Regions from separate parts of the Homo sapiens genome. Here region 2 is linked to region 1. Evidence: chromatin contacts called from ENCODE Hi-C or POLR2A ChIA-PET data. All regions are on one chromosome and are shown on one strand. Each heading gives the region's core, a stretch centred on a gene start or an enhancer-like site at or near the end of the contact. The rest is flanking DNA. Distances are from core to core; before and after follow the strand shown. Region 1 overlaps ARHGAP26 (Rho GTPase activating protein 26). Region 2 overlaps NR3C1 (nuclear receptor subfamily 3 group C member 1).

Region 1 (6,095 bases), core at 3,031-5,530:
ATATGAAAGTAATAGAAGTGATACAACTAGGAACTGATTGGATATGTGAGGTAGAAGGAATGGGAAATTCAAGGATGACAGCACAGTTTCTCGTTCAACTTTGTTGCACATTTTTCTCCTTCACTCTAGAGTTCCCTATAAAGCACAAGTAGGCTTTTCTGTCATGCACTTAAAAAAAAAATTACCACAACCCTTGTCTGTGAGCAACAGAAACACAACTAAAAAATAAAAAGTATGTTATTGATATACTATAGAAAGAGCAGGGATGAGCTTCTGATATGTTAAGATAAAAGGGCTCAAATGATACCATCAGAATCCCATGTCCCTTCATTCATGGCCCTGCATTTCTTTGTTTGACCTTTTCTGCTCAAGGCTTTGCCTGTGTGGTAGCCGAAGTTGGCCTCAAAAGCTTCAGGTATGCATCCTGTTTTCCTAGCAACACAAGGCCTCATTTCCCATAGTTGTAATAAAAAATGAGTGAGTGTCATCGGCTGAGTTTGGCTTGGGCCAATCATATGTGCAGTAGGATGCATAGTCTGGATCACATGCAACAAACCTGAAGATGGAGTTGGGATCAGCCCCACCCAAACCATATGAACTTGCCTTGGCAGGGAGGTGGCTCCCCAAGGAAAATGAGGGTGGTATCCCTGGAAAAAGAGGTGCATGGATGTTGAACAGTAGTATTCACGGGTGTCCAGAGCACTTTTTTCCCCCAATGTTACTGAGGAATAATACTAAGAGATAAGTTGCTTATATCCACAAGGTACAAAGCAACAGGCAATGCTTGAACTAATGGAAAAGAAAGTTTATTTTTCTATTCATCATCATTGTTGTAATCATGTTTTGAACAGCAAGCAGCAGTTTTTATTCACCAGCAAGAACGCTTCCGGGGCTGTTAAAAGACTCTGTCTTTTGGATGGCTGTAGGAGCACAGCCATTTGGTCACTTTTTATTGGGCCATTTTCTAAGAGACTGCCTAGTCTTGAGATGCCTCTGATTGTGTAGGGGAAGGGACTCGGCACCAACAGGTACAGAACCCCTTTCTTAGCCCTTATTTCAGAACTCCCCAGTGGTACCATAGGCTTCAAAACTATTAGAAGCATTCGTTGTCACCTGGTGGATGTAGAGCTAACACACAGGGGTGGAACATAGAAAATAAATGGCTATGTGAGGGATTTTGATAGCCTTGAGTTAAGCCAAATAAGATAAATCTGTATCCTGTTTTCTCTTAGGAAGGCCTGAATTGTCTGTTTCCACTCCCTTGTAAGAAAGATTCATAGAGAATTTGCCAGGTGTTGGGGAGAACAAAGCGGTCACCTGGACACCTGAGCACACATCTAGCTTTCCTTTTCTGTCTGGCCAATGCATTGTCCTCACCAACTCCACCTTTAGTGTTTTTTCTTTTTTTTTTTTTTTTTTTTTTAATTGCAGTTTCTCTCTTATGCTCTCTATTTATCCAATCAGTACTTTCTGAGTGGCTGGCTATGTGCTAGTTACTGAACCCCCTTTATGTATAATTCTACAGGGTAAGAGCAAGGTCTTGACATTGGTTCAGGAATCGGTCTTTGGGAAGTGCCATCAACTATATTTTTATTGGTTTCACATTTGAGGGAGCCTCCCTAAGACAGCAAGTACAACAGTGGTAGCAGTGGAAAGGGAAAGCCTGGCAGAGTATTGTCAGCTGAGAAACAGAAAAGTAGCAACAGCCATCTTATTTTTGCTCCACTGAGCACATTTCACCACTCAGACCATGGTGATGAGAGTCACATTTCTGATGGGAGGAGGAGGAAGAACCAATAGCTGGCTCCCTGGCTCTGACCCCTTGAGTTGAGACACATCCTTATTTACTCCAGGCTATTCATGCTTCAGATTCAAACAATTCCTTCCCAAAAGCTTTTCCAAGTGTGGCCTGTGGCCCATGGGTGAAAAGAGAAGTCCTGATCTAGAAAAATCATGTCCATTCATGGGTGGCATTCCACAGACTAAGGGTGTCTTACAGTAACTTCTCAGGGGTGTTATTAAAAGTTCCTAAGCCTGGGCACAGTGGCTCATGCCTGTAATCCTAGCACTTTGGGAGGCCGAGGCGGGTGGATTGCCTGAGCTCAGGAGTTCGGTGAAACCCCATCTCTACTAAAATACAAAAAATTAGCCAGGTGTGGCCTGTAGTCCCAGCTGCTCAGGAGACAGGTGAATCGCTTGAACCCAGGAGGCAGAAGTTGCAGTGAGCCGAGATCGCACCACTGCACTCCAGCCTGGTTGACAGCAAGACTCTGTCTCCGAAAAAAAAAAAAAAAAAAAAAAGTTCCTAAATTTAGCCTGTATTAGTGTTTGCCGAGCATTCTAATGTGTTCAACTGAGAAATCTGCCACAGAGTCTTTGGCAACCCTGGCCAGTTCTCTCTGTATGTGCTGATAGGTTTTAGGAGGGTTGTTTTTTGGGCATCCTAAAATGTCTCAAGCTGGTTGTGGTTTTTAATTACTGCCACACTTGTATTAATTGGAAGTTTGTAGAATTCCTGTTATGCTTAAATTGGGTGGAAATTTTGTTATTACATAATGGTTGCATTGTTGCCATTTTAATTACTGCTTAGCCTCTTTTGAGTTCTTTGTTAATTGGCAGGCTGTTTTTCCTCTGGAAAGCAGGACTGGGTGGAGAAGTTGTATGAAGTTGTGGCTGAGTACAGACTCTACTGTGCTCTGCCTAAATCGAATCCTGGCTCTGTAATTTGCTAGTATGTAACCTTTGGAAAGTTAATTAACCCATATGATGCTATGAAATAGAGGCAGGTGTAGTACCCCATAGGCTTGAGGATGAAATAAAATCATTCGTTTAAACGCTTAGTATGGTGTTTGGCACATAATTGATAGTGAAAAAGTGGTTGGTGGCAGGTGGCTATTTTTATGTTTGATTGCTGTTTTAAAAAAGATTAAGAACCATTGATTTAAACGTTGACCTTAGATTGTCTCCTTTCCTTTCCCTTCATCTCTTAATTAGTTTCAGTTGGTTATATTACATTGCCAACAAGACCAATGCCACAGGGTCCCTCAAATGACATTTCCCATCCTTAGCCATTTATCCCATAGGGGATACATTTCCATCACCAGAAGAGGCTTTTTGTTTTGTTTTTTTAAACACAAAGTGGGAAGAGAAGGAAGGAGGAAAATGACAGTGATGAAGATGAAAGTTAATCCTTATAGAATGTTCAATAGGCCATAGAATTTACATTCAGTGCTGTGTTGAATATTGTATATCTATGATTCCATTTAATTATTACAACAATCCTAAGTGGTGGAGAGTGTTACTATCCCCCTTTTTCAGATGGCAAGACTGAGGTCTAGGGATGATAACTGATGTGCATGTTAGCCAATAAACAGTAAAGTTGGACTTTGAACCTAAGCAGTAGATTACTACAAATCTGTCGCCACTGACAGACACAATTCAAAAGAGCAAGCTGTTTTGATTCTAGTGATGGTGGACCCACTTTGTCATGCAGAGGAGATGAGATGATATTCGATGGTGTAGAACCAGCCTGTTGTTTTAAGATGTTGACACATTGCCTTATTCAGTGTGTCTCCACATTGGTACATCAGGGGAACAGCCAGGTGGGAGGAGACTTGGAGAAAACCTCAGGGGATCATAGAGTTTGGATGTGCATTTGGGTAAAGATGGTGCAGTTTAGAGAGGAGCATCAGTTTTAAACAAATTTCCTTATGAACCTATTTCCCCAGCATCTTTATTTTGTCCAGATTTTGATCCAAAGTGTGGTATGGCTAAGCTCTAATGCAGCTGTGTGTGAAAGGGAAAAGTTAGATTGTTTTGTCAAATTTTTGCTTTACTTATGTCTTTAATATCTACATTTGAAAAACAAGCCTCTCTGTTTTCTCAGTATGGCTTGGATAATGGTAATAAAGGTACTCATAGAAAAATTCTGGGAATCCAGATGACTCTGTGTATTCTCTGTTAATTCTGTAGGGACATGTAAACTGAACTGGCTCAGCAGTGAACAGAATTTATTGCAAAATCACATCTTGGTGCAGAGGAAGCATATGAAGGCTTTCCTCGCCCTCCTTTGATTTATTAAATTGTACTTTCATTGCAGCTTCTGGGTAAGGACTCAGAATTGCAGTGCCCTGTGATTTGTATCAAAGAGCTACTCTCCCCCCCTGGTGTTTATCGTCAGGATCGAACCCTGTGGTTCAGAGAGAATATGAAGTGTTACTTCTATACTAGATGCCAGCTGGTTGCATGGGTTGGTGGTAAATACTCCAGGCTAGAATCAGAAGGCTGTTCCCAGTTTCATTTTCTTTCTGACTCAGGGCAAGTTCTTCCTTCCGGTGATTCACCTGCCCAGCTGCCCACAACATCTCACCTTTATCATCGTCAGCATCATCATCGTCGTCATTGTCATCATCGTCATCACAATGACTTATTGATCATGTGGTTAGTGGTTAAGTGCTTGGGCTCTGGAGACAGACCGTGGGAGTTCCTGTCTGGACTCTGCCCATTTCCAGCTGTCTGACCTTGGCCATGTGACCTAACTTCTCTAATGCCTCAGTTTTCTCATCTCTGTGAAAGGAATAATTAGGCTGGTATGAGAACCGAATAAGACAATGCACACAGAATGCTTGGCATGATGTCTGGCACATGGCAGGGGTTTTGTCATCATCATCATTATTAATTTCTATCTGTCATAATTATTCTTTAATGATTCTTAGATGGACCGTGATAAGATAAAGTAAACACATGTAATTTCTCTTCTTCAGAAGCATATACTTGAAAATAGATACTTGTTGGCACGGATCTTTAACAAATCTTCATATACAATGGTCAGTAGAAACTAGACTATACCTACATCAAAGTATAGAAACCCAAAGGAGATAATGTTCCCAAGTTTTAGAGTACTCAGATAGAGCTTAGCTTCAGTTGGGTTGTTGAAGGTGCATTAACTGTTTCAGTCTTCTGAGGAGCCACAGATCAGGCATTTAGTGCCCCTTGTCCGCTTGGGTTGCTCCTGGAGAGTTGAGTTCTATTGTATTAAGGTAGATGCTCTCAAGAGGCTTACCTGAAAGCATATAAATTTGAGATTGCTAATCATAAGACAAAGCTATGGTCAAAGTGATCTTTCAGGACATTGCTCTTGCCTCTGAACCTCAGTCTGATGCTAGTGGGCAACTGTGAGATCTGTAGAAGAAGGATAGCCCAGAGCAGACTGACCATTTCTAAAGGGTGAATTGCATGCTCTTTGCTTCTGTCAGTATAGAAGGTATTTATGAACCATAATACCAACCACTGGAGTGACTTGGTAGTGATATACATTTGCCACTGCCTAGAAAGGTAAAAGGGTATTGGAACATCCTTTTAGAGGCAAGATAGAATAGTACACCACTGACCAGCTCTGTGTCCTTAGACAAACTGTGTAACCACTCTGGGTCTCAGGTTCCATATCTCTAAAATGTGAATAATACTAGACCTCATCCATATGGTGGTTGCAAGGATTAGATGTTGCCATGTGTGGTGCTTGGTAAGTGCTAGGTAAACAAAACCATTCCTGCTTAGTGCTGTGACTGAGCCACCATCTGGTTGCTTCCCCACCCTGGGCCTTCTTTGTTGGGCCCTGTAGTCACAAAGTCCTGGTAAGCAGGATTTGTTAGCTTCATTTCAAAACTCATTCTCTTTGGCTCATTAACCCAAACCAGACAGAGATTAACAGCCTGGCCTCAGAGGAGCAGGTGAGTACATGTTTCTGGTGCCTTTGACTCATTGATTATCCTTCTCCAATTCAGGGAATGCTTGGGTGTTCCAGGAAGGGGTCTCCCGAGACCCAGGAAACCTTGAAAGAGAGTAATTTGGCACAAATTCATCTCCTAATGAAGGAGGGCTGGAAGTCCTGCATTTTACTATTCCTTCTGGATTTTGCCAGCTATAAATAGAAGCAAGGTTCCCTTGGATAGAATGTTTGAATTTACTAGGAGAAATGCAGGGATCAAGGATGGCTGAAGAAAAATACTTGCCAAAGTGTGGTCTTCTCTTCTGCACTTCCCTTGCCCAACTTTCCAAGGTTAGTGAATGCCGGTCAGCATGGATTGCTGGTCTTA
Region 2 (5,470 bases), core at 567-3,066, 330 kb after region 1:
AAGAGCTTTACAGGAAAAATGAGAAAATATTGCTGAAAGGAACTAAAGATCTGAAAATATTGTTGAAATAAACTAAATATCTGACTAAATGGAGAGATATACAGTGTTCCTGGATTGGAAGACTCAATATAGACTCAATCCCCAAATTGAAGTCTCTTATACCCAAATTGATTTAATTTCAATGCAATACCAATCATAATCCCAGCAGGCTTTTTTTGTGTGTGTATAGAAATTGACAGGCTGACTCTAAAATTTATAGGGAATACAAAGGACCTGGAAGAACCTTAGACTTTGGCCCTGCCTTCTGGGGAAGGGTTAGTTATCTCTTTAAAGATGATTTTTTTTTTTTTTTTTTTTTTTTGAGACAGAGTCTCGCTCTGTCGCCCAGGCTGGAGTCCAATGGCACAATCTTGGCTCACTGCAACCTCCGCCTCCTGGGTTGAAGAGATTCCCCTGCCTCAGCCTCCCGAGTAGCTGGGATTACAGGTGCGCGCCACCACGCCCAGCTATTTTTTGTATTTTTAGTAGAGACAGGGTTTCACCATGTTGGCCAGGCTGGTCTTGAACTCCTGACCTCGTGATCCGCCCGGCTTGGCCTCCCAAAGTGCTGGGGTTACAGACATGGGCCACCACACCCGGCCAAAAGGCGATATTTTTTAAAACACATCAATTGATTTACCAAATATATATTTTTAAACTTTTAGGCTTGGGGATACATGTGAGGGTTCGTTAAATAGGTAAACACATGTCACGGGGGCTTGTTGTACATATTATTTCATCACCCAGATATTAGGCCCAGTACCCAATAGTTGTATCTTTTCTGCTCCTCTCCCTCCTCCCACCCTCAGTACCAGGAATTAAATATGAATAATGAAGGTAGCTCAGCCAATAAAACTGAATCAGTTCTTCAGTCTGTGGGCAAACACAAAATTCTTCTTTCAGAGGTTTGATAAGCTGTTGTAGTTTCGAAATGATCCAAATAATAACTTACATGACTTGATTTATTAAGAAGCCTGAAATATATTAAACAAATCACAGCTCCAAAGAATGAACAATAGGATAATGGAATGTTAAAGGAAAACAAACCAATTTAAAGGAAATTTCCATCTGCAAAAGGCTTAGTAGGATCTGCTAACTCAGAATCAGGAGTGTTCTTTAATTTATGAGGTTCTCATTTCAGTACTTTAAAAAATTAACGGTAAATGGCCCCATGGCTTATAGCAAAAGGAGACATTCTATTTAAGCAAAGTTATTAGAACAATGGTGATTGTGAGAAGAGCTGAAAACAAAAGTCAGTCACTCAGCAACTAGAATGCCAGAAAGAAAAAAGAAAAGACAAAAATAGAAATACATCTACCACTGGTCCTTTCAGGACATCTGGATACATGGCTCATAACTACCCCAAGTAACATCCCTTTCAAACACAAGAAGAGAAGTCTTCTAACTGCCAAAACTGTTCTAACAGAACATGTGTATCATATCCTAATTAGTATTAGCATATTTTTTGACCACCAGAAAGTTGAAAGTGAAATGATGTTATTTAATATAAACCTGTTCTTAAATAATACTTCTCCTAAGAATATTTTTTAGTTATTAAAATAGAATTTTGGGGAAAGAAAAGACCCACTTCAAATACTCTGTGGTCAAATATAAAATTATAATTTACAACAGATAATATATTCAAATGCCCTCAAATTTTATTATGAATTGAACTGAAATATTAGTACTATGGGCTTAACATCAATAATTTTATAGCAAAGAAAATACAGAGAGGGAGGAGGGGCAAAATGAATGTCTTTTTATCACATGTCCTGACTCACTTCTACTGGTGCTTGTCCAGGATGATGCAATTATTGAATCATAAGCTGTTCCACTGATGCCATGTTCAAAATGACAAGTCTCAGTCTCTCAGACTTTCAACAAGAATCTACGACAGCCACAGTCAAAACAGTATGAATAACAAAAAGGTGCCATGCAGGTGTTTCACAGAAAAAAAAAAACCAAGAAACTATTACATTTTAAGAATTAAAATTTCTTTCCTTCTGGTTACTTCGTTTAGTCTGTTCATTTTTTATGATCATACTATAATGACGGAGGCTAACTCTTGCTTAGTACGTGGCAGGCACTATGCCAAATCATCTACAGGAATTATCTTGGTTATTTTAATCTTGGCAACATCTCTGAGAATGGGTTCTATTAATATCCCCACTTAAGGGATAAGGAAACTGAGGCTTAGAAGGTCTACTGTCCAAGGTCACCAAGGTGGTGGCTCTGTGAGAACTGGAATCTAGATTCTCAGACCTCCAGGGGAGGAGTTTACTCAATGCATTCTGTTGTTGCTCTCCATATTGATGACATATCAATGACATTTATTATGGAAAAACATTTGCTGAATCAATTTAAGAGAAGTTGGAAATGTCAGTAAAAACCTTCATAGCAGTATGAGAATATGTTTCCAAAAACCAGGAGAAGGAGATGCCCCAAAATGTTTTAAGAAGGAATCAGAAAGTCCTGAGCAAGGAAGCATCGAAAAATGATCGAGTTCCTAGCCAGGAGCCAGGAAATGTGCTTTGTAATTGGAATTATAACTGCCCTGAGTAAAACAGATTGTGTTTTCATGAAGCTTCAACAGCTCATTGTAGGAGACATACAAGGAAAAGGCCAGTTAAAATACACTGTGATTCATGCCGCCATGTGAGAATATCAAAGGACCTTTAGACATAGAGAGGTGTCAGAGAAGTCTTCTGATTTGCTACGAGCTGGAAAGGTAAGTAGAGAGGGAAGTCGAGGAAGAGAAGACAGTCATGTGTGAAGTTTCCTGGCACCCAGAGTATAGCTCTTTTAGGGGAACCCAAAGACAACAGAAGATGACAAAAAAATATACTAAATAACACTAGAAAACACTGTCCAACCAAGGTTCTAAGTGATCTGAAAGTCACAGGTTAAATTTCATAAGGACAAATATAAGATAGCATCTAGGGAATGGAAAGTGACAAGCACAATGGTCATACTGCCTTTTCATATTTAGAATGGCACAGTATTCTAGTGCAATGCAGAGCCCAGAACTAGGAAATGGGCAACTACTGGGATTCCAGATATCTTTCTATCACCAACTCACAGGGTGACAATCAACAGCTCTTTCAGCTTCCCTGGGTTTCGGCTCCCTCTTTGGTAACTCATGGATAAAGCTAATTGTCTAGCAGGAGGCAGGTTGCTTGACCTGATAGTCTCCTCGGGACTTTCTAAAATCAATGACTCTCTAACTCAGATACATGATGGCTAACAACCAGGGATGAACAACAATACTATCTTAATGAGAACCACTAATAGAAATTAACACTATGTGTGAGGTAGGTACTATTATTATCCCCATTATATAGACAAAGAAAAATGCAAACTCAGAGAAGTTAAATTATCTGCACAATTTCATATAACTAGCCATTAGTGGAGTCAGAGTTCTCTTTCAGGCATCCCAGCTACAGAGTCCATATCCCTAACCATCAGAATATGCCATATGCTTCCTCTTTCTTACAAGTTGCAATATTCCCAGTATTGTTACTCTGTGTGTATTTATGATACGTAACTTTTTAATCTTCATAATATTCTTGGAAGGTGTTATTCCCATTCAGAGATGAAATCAAAACCTTGAGAGTTCCTACAGGGATTTAGTTGTGGCACTGGGCCTAGATTTTATCATGACCTCTATCACTATGCTCTTTCAAATACAGCAAATTATAGAGATTAAATAAACCAGCATCATAGATAAATGAACTGCAAATCTCATTCACTCAATTTTTTGTCATCAATTAATTTATAAAAAGAATATTAGTATTAACAAAAGATATTTTACTTTTATAAATCAGTCACTGTCAGCTATTTTTTTTTCTAAATTGTAGAATTTTACTAATTATGTTCCTTTTGGACTGTATAAGATGTAGCACCTTTAAGTTATTTAACTATGACATAGTGCTTAGAATTTAAACATTTTTAAACATTATATTTTGCTATGGCTCATTTGGAAAATCTAAGCTTTAAAAAGACTAAGACAAATTAGGTAAGAGAGAAAAAGTAGACTCCCAACAATTTTTCATACCCATATCGTACAAAAGTTTGCTTTTCTAATATTATAAAGCCAATTCTTAAATTTTATTTCAGCATGTCCTGATAGTACACAGGTGAAACCAAACAACCACCACATCAAAATAATAGCAAAGACAACAACTAATACTAATTAGTTATTATGGTCTAAGTACTTTATTAATTCTAATTCTTACAAAAACCTTATGCATTATTACTAGCCCCATTTTATGAATGAGGACATTTAAGCTCAGAAAGGGTTGCTAACTTTCCCAAAGAAAGTCACACAACTAGAAAATAGCCATACGGCAGGTCTTTGAATAATGTTTTGTTCAACATTGTTTTAACGTTGATGAGAAAAAAAAAATGATGCTGACTGGGCGCGGTAGCTCACGCCTGTAATCCCATCACTTTGGGAGGCCAAGGCGGGTGGATCACCTGAGGTCAGGAGTTCCAGACCAGCTTGGCCAACATGGTGAAACCTTGTCTCTACTAAAAATACAAAAATTAGCCAGGTGTGGTGGCGGGCGCCTGTAATCCCAGCTACTTGGGAGGCTGAGGCAGGAGAAACTCTTGAACCCGGGAGGTGGAGGTTGTAGTGAGCTGAGATCACACCACTGCACTGCAATCCAGCCTGGGTGACAGAGTGAGACTCCATGCCCCACCCTCACCCCCCACAAAAAAAAGAAAAAAAACTGATGCCTGCCCAGCTCTGTCCAGGGCCACTGTCTGTGTAGAGTTGGCTCGTTCTTCCCATGTCTGTGTAGTTTTTCTCCAGATACTTCGCTTTCCTCCCACATCCCGAAGCTGTGTGTGATACGGTAACTGGCATGTCTGAAGGGTCCCAGTTTGAGTGTGAGTGTGCATTTGAGTGCACCCTACAATGGGGTGGCGTCCTGTCTATAGGGTCAGTTGCTCTGAGCTATGAGTATAAGCTGCAGGCCCCCTGGACCCTGAACTGGAATGAACACATTGGAAAATGAATGAATACAAATTATTATTATTGTTTTTTGAGACAGAGTCTAGCTCTGTCACCAGGCCGGAGTGCAGGGGCACAATCTCGGCTTACTGCAACCTCCACCTCCCAGGTTCAAGCAATTCTCCTGCCTCAGCCTCCCAAATAGCTGGGATTACAGGTGTGTACCACCACACCTGGCTAATTTTTGTATTTTTAGTAGAGATGGGGATTCCCCATGTTGGTCAGGCTGGTGTTGAACTCCTGACCTCCAGTGACCCGCCTGCCTTGGCCTCCCAAAGTGCCGGGATTACAGACGTGAGCCACTGTGCCTGGCCTACAAATTAATATAAAATGAAAATTCATAAAGTCTGCGATAATCATTCAAATGCATGACAATAAACAGTGCAGTTTAAAAATGCTCAGCAAGCCTGCCCT

The links. Hi-C counts contacts between places; a loop is a spot of excess contacts on that map. ChIA-PET counts read pairs that join two places held with the same protein, here RNA polymerase II (POLR2A). Pooled maps may share reads with other maps.
Region 2: a loop to region 1 is called in a pooled map, with 5 times the contacts of the local background. The contact joins two enhancer-like sites. A Hi-C loop is called at or near these places in 2 of 168 maps with a recorded cell type or tissue (both naive thymus-derived CD4-positive, alpha-beta T cell), 21 of 37 single-sample maps with no recorded cell type and 16 of 50 pooled maps. POLR2A ChIA-PET finds 5 or more read pairs at or near these places in 7 of 52 experiments (CD4-positive, alpha-beta memory T cell, MCF 10A, Panc1 and 4 more).

The regions. Positions count from the first base shown.
Region 1 is chr5:143,004,916-143,011,010 of GRCh38, forward strand. All of the region lies in intron 11 of ARHGAP26 (Rho GTPase activating protein 26), which reads left to right. Among named protein-coding and RNA genes, the nearest start is that of ARHGAP26-AS1, 140 kb to the left of the region's middle. RefSeq lists an enhancer at 3,840-5,039. Within about 2 kb of position 4,281, at least 8 of the 41 ENCODE cell types and tissues checked have a DNase peak (open chromatin) inside an H3K27ac peak, as active enhancers do.
Region 2 is chr5:143,340,140-143,345,609 of GRCh38, forward strand. The region is part of intron 2 of NR3C1 (nuclear receptor subfamily 3 group C member 1); the gene reads right to left. Among named protein-coding and RNA genes, the nearest start is that of NR3C1, 61 kb to the right of the region's middle. Within about 2 kb of position 1,817, at least 2 of the 41 ENCODE cell types and tissues checked have a DNase peak (open chromatin) inside an H3K27ac peak, as active enhancers do.